Linked DNA regions of Homo sapiens: region 1 is linked to region 2. Evidence: chromatin loops called from intact Hi-C (ENCODE). Cell type or tissue: chondrocyte. All regions are shown on one strand. Each heading gives the region's core, and the rest is flanking DNA. Links, peaks and the distances in the headings are about the cores only.

The links. A loop is a pair of places that touch in the nucleus more often than their neighbours do. Peaks named below come from ENCODE experiments on the same cell type or tissue, not always from the same donor. Only the 100,000 strongest peaks of a DNase experiment are listed, where the experiment ranks them.
Region 1: it touches region 2 in a loop (4-fold over the local background); 5 of 110 quality-filtered maps call a loop at or near these places.

What each region holds. Positions count from the first base shown.
Region 1 is chr6:41,064,484-41,069,859 of GRCh38, forward strand. It overlaps APOBEC2 (apolipoprotein B mRNA editing enzyme catalytic subunit 2), which reads left to right. Exons shown (of 3, transcript NM_006789.4): 3 at 1-408. It overlaps OARD1 (O-acyl-ADP-ribose deacylase 1), which reads right to left. Exons shown (of 6, transcript NM_001329686.2): 5 at 4,358-4,470; 6 at 289-2,954. The coding sequence ends at 2,852. Among named protein-coding and RNA genes, the nearest start is that of OARD1, 5.2 kb to the right of the region's middle. In chondrocyte, for the core only: CTCF peaks have their summits at 2,546 (motif pointing left) and 2,757; no DNase peak of the experiment used is centred there.
Region 2 is chr6:39,358,895-39,364,270 of GRCh38, forward strand. It overlaps KIF6 (kinesin family member 6), which reads right to left. Exons shown (of 23, transcript NM_145027.6): 17 at 3,540-3,624; 18 at 1,501-1,636. All of the region lies in intron 2 of LOC107986594 (a long non-coding RNA gene), which reads left to right. Among named protein-coding and RNA genes, the nearest start is that of KCNK16, 39 kb to the left of the region's middle. In chondrocyte, for the core only: CTCF peaks have their summits at 3,311 (motif pointing right), 3,526 and 3,725; no DNase peak of the experiment used is centred there.

The DNA of each region.
Region 1 (5,376 bases), core at 284-5,283, 1.7 Mb after region 2:
CAGCAACATTAATAAAAGAAGTGGTGTGTTTTTCCCGTGGCCAGATTTTTAAGAAACTTGAACATCTGGAAGTTGCCACAGACAAGCGAGCTAGTCCAGACACAGGGACACTCCAGGCTATGAACCAAGCCATGGTTAAACCAAGACTTGCCTAGACAATGCAGAATAACTCTCCCATACAGACTTCTTACGACAATCAAGTGAGGGCCTTTCCCTTCTCTGAAGGCAAGTAATAGGGCAGAAGGTGGAACAAAAAGCATGAGAAATCTAAGGTAGCCACATCCCAAATGCCAGTTAATAAGCAACTAGCTTCTTTATTAGAGAGGAGCGGGTGAAAAGTAGTAGTTTAATGTTCAGATATACAATCATTTAAAAGTATTCAATACATGGTGTTTGATGGTAATGGCAGGATGATGTCAAGTCTCTCTTTTTTTTTTTTTAAAGGTTTGTTTGAGTCCTATGTGGAAGCAAAAATTCACAGGTGAATTTCCGGGTGTTTGCCAAACTCTAACTAGGTTTCCAGGAATAATGTGTTCACTCTGATTACCAGGGCATGCCTCCTTTCCTCAGGCTTCAAGTGTGATAAGTCGTCGGAATTTGACCCAAGACTACTATCGGCAAATGACAAAGTGCTTTATCACATTCCTGCTAAGTCCCAGAATTCCACTTACAGCCAATCCTGAATGAGACTAGGTTTTGTCTAAAGAATCAAGGCTCAAACGCCAAGAAAAAAATAATAATAATAACCATAATCTCTTTAAAAGTAAAGGAAGCCTAGAAAATCCATGTTTTGACTTGTGTTAAGGTTTACAGATGGTACTCAATTTACAATGGTTTGTCTTGCAATTTTTGGACTTTACAACGGTGCAAAAGCCATACACATTCAGTACACCCTTCAACTGAACTCAACTTAAGATGGGGTTACCCAGACATAGACCTAAGTTGAGGAGCATCTGTAATTGCAGAGTTAAGCAAAATATTTTAAGTTTCTTTAAGTTTCTTATCCCCCACTCTCACTTTCAATTTTGTGTATTTAGATAATCTCTCCTTCCTTTTTCCCTTCAACTTTATGTGGACAAAAGCAATGCTTCAAGAAAAGCCTCAATCTAAAAGTTTGATAATGAACTTGACCCTCCACTGCCCCTACCCCAACAACATGAAGAACTTGTCTGTTCCACCTAGAAATACAAAAGTGAAATACTTTTTTGAAACTGTTGCCTCTTATCAGGCTGATATGTGATAAGAACACAGTCTAAAGTACAAAGATTATATTTAACCAGTACTTTCCTGGTGTTTTAACCAGCCCCTTCTAAAATACAGTTGTTCTTTTATACTTGGGAAAGCAGCAAGTCCTGTGACAGACCCAAAGTCACTCTAGGGAGAAAATCAATAGCAAGTCTGGCTGTTTTAACTCTCAACACCACTGTAAGGGAAAACAAGAAAATGTCTAGTTTCCCGAATAGCTCTGATACTGAACCATTGGCTAAATCCATGAACTTTATTTTCCTACCATGACCACAATAGACGACTGGTCTTTGCAGCTTCGGAAGAAAAGAGGACTAATATTTAGACCCCAGCTGGCTGCACATCCAAATCTTCTATGGAGGTTAAAAACACAAAAGTGGCCATCCCACTCCACCACCAAATTTTTTTTTTTAATTGAGATAGGGTCTTGCTCTGTTGCCCACACTGGAGTGCAGTGGCACAATCACAGCTCAATGCAACTTCAACCTCCCAGGCTCAAGCCATCCTCCCGCCTCAACCTCTAGAGTAGCTGGAACTACAGGCCTGCACCACCAGGCCCAGCTAATTTTTAATTTCTTTTTTTTTTGTAGAGACAGGGTCTCGCTATGTTAACCAGGTTTGTCTCAAACTCCTGGGCTCAAGTCATCCTCCAGTCTCAGCCTCTCAAAGTGCTGAGATGACAGGTATGAGAATTTTTTGAGAGGAAGTGGCCTTTATTTTTTTAAAGAAGACTCATAAGGATTTTTGACAATCACTGATTTATTGGGTCACTAGTCTGTGCTAAGTACTCTGCCAGGCATTTAACATACATTATTTCACTTGTTTTCATGATTAAATTCAGGCAGGTTCAATCACAGAAACCATGCAGTGGACAAAAGAGAGAAAAAGTTCACCATGAGGAGATTCTAAAAACCTGCCTTTTGACTTGTCTATTTTTATCTCTTATTTCTCACTTTGCTTCTCCTCCCGCTTGGACCCTTTGTCTGACTGTTTGAAATTAAGTTGCAGGTGAACCCTCCATTACCCATGTCCAGAACAAATAGACATAAGCACAGAACCTCACTAACTCCCCAAATTTTTATTTTTCCATTTTTATCACCACAAATTTCTTGGTAACAATGTAGAATTTAATTTTGTAATTAAAACAAAAACTCTCCCCTAGGAGGAATCTGATGACATAAGGATAACACCAAGTTATGTGCACAAACGACAAAAAATGCCAAACTAACTGGAATGATCATCCTTCCTGAAATTTCTCTTAAAAAGCAGAGAAGTAGAACCAATGCTGCCACCTAGTGGCCAGCCAAACAAATCAGGTAGCATACTGGAGAAAAAGGTCATAGTCCCGACAATCTGGTTTCCCTGCCTATTATCAAGCCACCTAACTCCTTACTTTTCCACAAAAAAACACAACCACATATCTTAAGCAAGCCCTCCTCCACAGTCATAATCCAAATACTTGAATACAGCAACCAAAGTCTGTCTTGTTAAACACACTACTTCTCATGAAACTTTCCTCTGCCTATTTTAAGGTAGGTTTGCCCGGTCCTATGGCCCAGTAGAGATGACACAGGAGAACACGGAAACATCCAAAATGTTCACTGGTTCAGAGTGTGTACACAGTAATTTTGATGTCTGTTGCCTCAAATACCTCCTCGATCATCGCAGATACATTTTCCCATTGCAGACGATCAAGACCACATCCAATCCTGAAAAAGACAAAATATCTCCATTGATGGTAACGAAAGTATCTAGGAAACTGCTCCTCTCTTTTAAGCTATATCCACTCAAAGCATAAAAACAAATAATCTAGTCTGACACCCTTATGGGCAACCATGGTAGGAGTTTGGAAGTCAATTCTTGTTGTGAGTCACCGAAGACCATTCCTAGACAGCTCTAACATCCAAAAACTATCACTTCTGTTTGCCTAATAAGATACTACTTTCCAACTATTTCATGCTACATTTAGAAATGTGTAACTGTCATGACATTAGAGACTCATTATCCCTCTATGACTACTGACTAAAATTGGCTGTGGATGGATGGTGAAAGGTTGGTATTTTAAAAATGCACTTATGGTAACAGAATGTTAACGAAAGTAAGGAGAAGAGGAATGAGGTACAGGATCTGCAAAAAAGAAAGTCAAGAGGGAATGCTGGGAAATGGTAAGATAGTTGCAATCCAGGAGTAAGGTCTTTGCAACACCCTGGTAAGAATAAACTCAGTCCATAAAACTCTACTACTTGGCACCTTCCAAGATGTTACTCTAGTGATCCTCAACACGCCTAGGGAAAAAAGAGACCTAAAATTGGTAATTTCATGTCATAATGTGATAATTAAGTCCATAAGGAATTGTGATTAAAAAAAAAGTTTCTGATATGTATGTACACCATAAATATATCAAAGACCAGTGTAAAATAAGGGACATTTGAGGCCATATGCAAAGTAATGTGGGGCGCAAGATAAAACTGCATGTATGCTCAGCATTGACTCAAAACTACCAGGGTGACAGGAAGAAAAGAGGTGAGGCCCATTTCCTGAAAAGAAAGCAAAGGGACTACTGAACCCTCAATGTCATTCCCTAAATTCCCAATAGCTAAAGTCTAAGAAGTTACATCAGGGACAGATCCTCTGGCTATTACCCATACTGACCAAAACAAGTGTGCAGTATAAAAGGGAATGATAATTTACAACTTTCTTGACGCAAAGTAATAGGTTTGGGAGATGGGAAGTGGTCCAAGAGGAAAACCACCATTGCTCAGTCTTGATTCTTTAGCTTACATTGCTTTAGGAATAAAGGCCAAGCTTCAAGCAGAGGGTGCTGAGAATTCAACAAATGTAGCTGAATGACAATGGTCGCTCTCTGCTAAGCAGGCTGAGGCAGATGTATATTTCAAGGTAATTGTCCTGATTCATTCAACTCAAGCTAGAAAATGGCTGTGCCTTAGTCTAAAGCCAGACAACTGGTTCACTGGTGGTTTTACAAAATTTTGACTTTTGTCCACCTTTAAATCTATATTTTGGGTTAAGCTTTTAAGTTGTTTGTCTTTGGGTAAGATAGTAAACCCCACCAATCAATTAAATCTCCATTTAGGACCATGGATTTCCTTGCCTGGGCATGGAGAGGTCAGTGACTCCATTCTTCAGACAATGAGACTTCATTGCCTCTAAACTCTTCTGTAAGTTTTCATAAGTTGGCTTGTGCGAAGCCCTTTTCTTTGTAATCTGAACACAAAGGATTCAAACTTTCATCATCCCAAAATGATAGCCAAAGAAAAGTCATCACATTCCCCCAACATCCCAATAATTAAAAGAGTAAGCACATTTTTATAGAATTAGTCTAGAGCAAGGATGACAAATGTCATATTGCCCTTTCCACACTGTTATGGGAGACCTTCAAGAAAATCCACTAAATAGAGGCTGAGAAACCCAGACTCTGCCACGTAGCAATCTTTCCTTTTCCTAGGAAACCCATGAGATTAGCAGATGATGCCTATTGTCAATATTTTTAAGCAAGGTAGGTGAAGTCTCTGTGCCACTTCCAAGAGATAAGCTGCATATCTCTAACAGGGAAGAAAGCATACCACCTGAAAATTCCCTGCTAAAAGCCTCTACTTATTTAGAAACTGTGCTTGCTTGCTTTTTGTCTCTCTACATAAAACAACAGAAAAAACTGGTAGGGTCCCAAAGTAAAACCACTGGAAGCCACATAAGCTTTAAGGACAGAATTCAAAGGGGCTAGGACATCTCCCCACTCAGTTTGTCATCCAGATCAGGCTTGTAGTGGGTTAGCTGTAAGCTACCCACCACCACCACTAAGGAAGCCACACCCTTTCAGGGACCAAATGCCATCCTGGACTGTTGAAGAACCCCACATTCAGGCAGTAGTTAGGAGAGGAGCTAAGTATTATTTGGGACTGCACTTATTATTTTTTGTTTTTATTCACCCCCTTGCTATCAGTGTGCTATTTGACATGGAATAAGAGAAAAGCTCCTTTGGGAAATCTGTCTCTTGAGACATTATTGTTTTTATCTCACTCTGCCTAGGAAATATAGTATGGCAGGCATTCCTAACTTTTGCAAGTCTTAGAACAGGCCTATGGTACATGATACACGACTTTCCCACAGAGC
Region 2 (5,376 bases), core at 190-5,189:
TGACTTTGAAGTTATGATAAATATTGGGCCTACACCTAGATCTTATTAATTAGTGCGTTTTAAAAGTGGTACATGTATTACTATACCATAACTCAAAATATTTTGATAACCGTATTTCATTCTAACTAGTTTTCTTTGTTATCTCGTGTATTTAATTTTATCCAAATATTCTTCTCCATTGTCCTGCCGCGTGGCCACTTGCTATCACACTGGTTATTGCTTGGCTATGTCCTTGGCAAATCATCTTCTCTGGCTCTCAGTTTTCTTGTCCTTAAAATGAAGGGATCAGCCTGTCAGATAATCAGTAAGCATTCTGCCAGCCAGAAAAGGGATCTGATTGTGCGTATTTTAGCACTTCCGCTGTGCCACAACTGAGGTGTTACATGAGGAAAACTGAAACTGGGATTTTGTGCTAACACTTATGGAAAGGTCATTTTAGCCTTCATCAAACAGAAAACTTCTAAGAATTTGTCTAGGAAATATGCAAAAAATTATCTGCAAATATGTTTTGAGTAAAAAACTAGAAACAACCTAAATATTCAGCGATAGGAGATTAAAACATATTTACATGATGGAACAGTAACAGCCATTAAAACAACGCTGTAGGATAATAACATGAAAAAGTAGCCATGCTATACAATTAATTTTTAAAAGCCATTTGCGATACTTGAACAGCTATGTGATTTATTATTATTATTATTATTATTTTGAGACAGGGCCTTGCTCAGTCACCCAGGCTGGAGTGCAGTGGGTCTATCACTGCTCACTGCAGCCTCGACCTCCCAGGCTCAAGCACTCTGCCCATCTCAGACTCCCAGGTAGCTGAGACTATAGGCACATACTACCACATAATTAGCCTGGCTAATTATTTTTATGTTCATTTTGGTAGAGACAGGGTCTTGCCATGTTAACCAGGCTGGTCTTGAACTCCTGGGCTCAGGTGATCAGCCTTCTGAAGTGCTGGGATTACAGGCATGAGCCACCGTGCCCAGCCTGATTCTATTTGTACAAAAACATATGGATATATATGCATAGAAATCAAGGTAAAAGAATATAATCAAACATGTTAATATCAATTACATTTAAGTAGAGGAATTATGGTGATTTTTACTTTCTTCTTTGTGTTTTTCTGCCTAGTAAAATTTCTATAATTCATATTCACATATATATGACTATGATAAGAAAAACAATAAATGTCAGTAGGAAATCAGTGGAGAATATCACACAAAGCATTGGTGGCAAACCCACTGATTTTTGGGAGCTGCATCTTTTATCCCTAATTTTTCCATTAATCAGGCAGAATTTTAGGCATGACAGCAAGGAAACAATGAACCCCTGCCCTTTTGTCATCCTTGTTACTACAGTGAGCACCTGCTTCATGAGCAGGGGCTGAGACCATGGGGGCCTGTGGGTCAAAGCCCCCACTGTGTCTCTTGACAGCCCCAGTGGGGCTGCATGACTGGCCCCTCCCCAGCTTCCCTGATGTTCCCCAGGCCATACCTGCAGGTTGGTGGCCTCCTCTGCCCACCAGACTTCAAACTCTTTCTGTAGCTTCACCTTGGCTTTGTCCATGAGCAGCTGCAAGTGCTCGATCTCCACCTTCAGGGCTTTCAGGCGAGTGAACATTGTTTTATACCTGCGGTGGAATCGGGGAAGAGTCAGGGCACTGCTGTCTTGAAAGCACGGCATGGATGCAGGGCTGTAAATGAATGGGGCCCGTGCCTCAGAATCCCGTCAGAGCTGCCCTGGTGCTCAGGGACTGGGACCCTATAGGAGCTTCGGAGGCCAGGCTATGGCACCAGGGTTTGAGTCCATCACAGAGAAGCAGACGGAGACATTTTGGTCCAGTAGGCCCATGGGAATCTGTGTGTGAGATGAATAGCCTCTCCCCCAAGAATGAGAACTGCCATTTGCTGAGCACTTACTAAGGGATAAGCATTGCTGCAGGCACTCAACATATATAAACTCATTTAATTCTCCTCACAACCCTATGAAGGAGATACTATGATTATCACCTCCATTTTACAGATTCGGAACCTGAGACAGGTATGAAGAGGTTATATAACTTGCTCTATGGGACAGAGATAACTGAGGAGCCAGGATTTGAACCCAGGTGGTCTGGTTCTAGAACCACAGTCTTAACTGCCTCACCATTCCGCTGGCTCACCTTCATGCTGAGGACCAAAAGTAACACTGTGCTTATGAACGCATACATATATTGGTTTTGAGAATGCTATAATGAATCAGAAATTGTCCAATAGGAAACAGTCCAATAGCCAGGCCGAAGAGATAAGTTGGCCTCTAAGGTGACACTGAGATTGGAAATGTGGGCCAAGGGGACAAGATGAAGATGGAGTAGAGACACAAGAAGAATGGGTTGGAGGCTGGGTGTGGTGGTTCACACCTGTAATCCCAGCACTTTGGGAGGCTGAGGCGGGTGGATCACCTGAGGTCAGGAGTTTGAGACCAACCTGAGCCTACATGGTGAAACCGTGTTTCTACTAAAAATACACAATTAGCTGGGTGTTGTGGTGCGTGGCTGTAATCCCAGCTACTCAAGAGGCTGAGGCACGAGAACTGCTTGAACCCGGGAGATGGAGTTTGCAGTGAGCCAAGATCACACCACTGCACTGCAGCCTGGGAAACAAAGTGAGGCTCCATCTCAAAAAAAAAAAAAAAAAAAAAAGCGGGGGGTGTTGGAAAGAAACTAAGGAAAATGAACAGAGCGAGGGAGAAGGTGGACGACTGGCGAGGGCCCCAAGGGAGTGGAGAGCGACAGCAGCGTGTGTGCTCAGGTAGACTTCTGTAGGAAGACACCTGCACATCTGCCAGGAGCGACCTGAAGACCAGCGCCTGGGGCTTTGATCTCCTGGGTGTGCGTCGGGGGGCAGGGGCGGTGGTGCATGCCAGGTCAGCTGGGGGTTGGGGTGGGGCAGGGAGTGTGCTGCAGTGACACCACCAGCTCCTTGAGGCAGGGAAGATGACTGTAGTCTCTCCAGAGCCTACCCATGGCATGGAGGAGATAGCACACATGTGCTAAATGCATCAATGAATGAGTGGATGCAGCTTGATCAGCATGTGGAGCAAGATTCGGTGACCATGCTGTATATCAGGAATGGCTACATGCCTGTTTATGCTTGAGGCTCCTCACTCTGTAAGTGAAGTCGTTTGGAGACCCCAAATGCCTGCGGCTGCGTGAGAGTATGACGTTCTCAGGACTCGGAGGGAAGTGGACTTCAGCCATAGGCACGCGGAAAACCACCGTGGTCATATTTCTTGGCTCCCGTAGGTGGCAGCAGTGGACAAGCCCAGCTGCTTCCCGGGCCTGGCTTGGCTTGTTCTGCATTCTAACCTCACACTGCCTGGGGTCCTGCCTTTCACACCTGCCTGCTCAAAGGCAGCCCCTCCTCCTCCTGCTGTTCTAGGATCCAGCTGCTGGACCCACATCCCTGAGTAGCTGCAGCCCTGGGAAGCTCCAGGACGACACTGAGACCCTGGGAGGCTGGGCTCGGACTGTGTGTGGCTAAAAGGAAGGGCACCTTCTCTTTTCTTCCTCCAGTTGTGATCGCAGCTTCTCCTCCTGCTGGTCTGGCATCAGAGGCACGGCCATGTTTTCCGAGATTCCTGTAGAAGGAAGGTGCCAATGGGATGGTGAGAAAGAAGGGTAAAAGGAAGAGTGTGATATTTGGGCAGATGACAGAGTTCAAGGGCACCCCAAGAAGAAAGGAGCCTCTGTGAGTTCCTTCTGGGGCCTCTTGGTGGCAACCTCTGCTCAGCTGAAAGCCCTGAGAGGAGCAGCTTCCAGGGTTATTGTCCCTCTGCTGTCCCTCCCACTGCCAACATCTGTCACTGGAAGGGAATCTTCCTCTGTGTCTACTAATCCTTTTACTATTGAGCTCATTCATTTCCTGTTGAGTTTCCAGGGAAGACGCAAAATAGCATTTCCCCATCCTCTGATAAAGAGCCCTTCAGGGCCAGGCACAGTGGCTCACGCTTGTAATCCCAGCACTTTGGGAAGCCGAGGCAGGAGGATCACCTGAGGTTAGGAGTTCGAGACTGGCCTGGCCAACATGGTCAAACCCCGTCTCTACTAAAAATACAAAAATTAGCTGGGCGTGGTGGCGGGCGCCTATAATCCCAGCTACTCGGGAGGCTGAGGCAGGAGAATTGCTTGAACATGGGAGGCGGAGGTTGCAGTGAGCCGAGATCATGCCATTGCACTCCAGCTTGGGCAACAAGAGAGAAACTCCATCTCAAACAAACAAACAAAAACAAACAGATAAACAAAAACAAAAGCCCTTCACAAAAAAAGGAAACCTCTCTAAACCATCTGACATCTTTCTCTGCACAAGTGGAGGTGCTTAATTTCCAGCCTCAGAATCGTGTCTCCTGTTTTTCACTCCCTCTGCAGCAGTGGTTCTCAAGCCTGATGAACGCAGGCCATGTTAATTCACAACCAGGGATGAGCCCAAGCCTTGGCGATGGGACCATCATGAGGCCCAGGGGAGGGCTGAGCACGTCAGCAGGGATCAGCTGCTGCGTGTGTCTGCGTCCCTGCTGATGCCGACCTCTGTCTTCCCCCACATGACTGCCACTGGTGCCTGGTTGCCTGCTCTGGCTAGTGTGCTCATCTGAAGCTGGCTGTCTCCTAGCCCAGAGTGTGGGGACTTTTTATTCTTCTAGGAGTCTCTTCGTGGTTGCCCTGCTTTTCTGAGCTCCACAGACAACATCCTAGAAGTCGTACAGCCCTGCTTTTTACTCTATGTAGGGAAGACTCTGCTACAGTCCATGTGCTTCCAGACATGCTCAGACTGAATCCTTATAGCATTTATTTGTGGTAAGTGTTATTATGCCCATTTTACAGATAAGGATATTGAGGTTCAAAGAGGGTAAACTGCCCAAGTTATGTGGCTAACTTCAGGAAACTTGGATTCAAAAATCCCTCGTATAACATTTCTGACAGAGGGTCATCTGCTTTCTGCTCAAATACTTGCAGGGATGAGGAGCTCACTACTTTGCAGGGTAGTGCATTTCATGGCGGACAGCTCTGTTTCCTCCTACTTTTGAGCCAAGACATTTCCCGCTAACTTCTTTTCACCTCTACTTTGGCTCTTTGGAGCAGTGTAGCATATCTTTCTTCTTAATCTGATGGTCCCTTAAATATCTGAACAACAACATCAAAATATCACATGTGTCTGGAACTTTTTTTTTTTTTTGAGATGGAGTCTCGCACTGTCACCAGGCTAGAGTGCAGCAGCGCGATCTCCACTGACTGCAACCTCTGCCTCCCAGGTTCAAGCGATTCTCCTGCCTCAGCCTCCTGAGTAGCTGGGATGTAGTCCATCCCAGGGTGGTGTGGTAGTGGTATGGTGCACA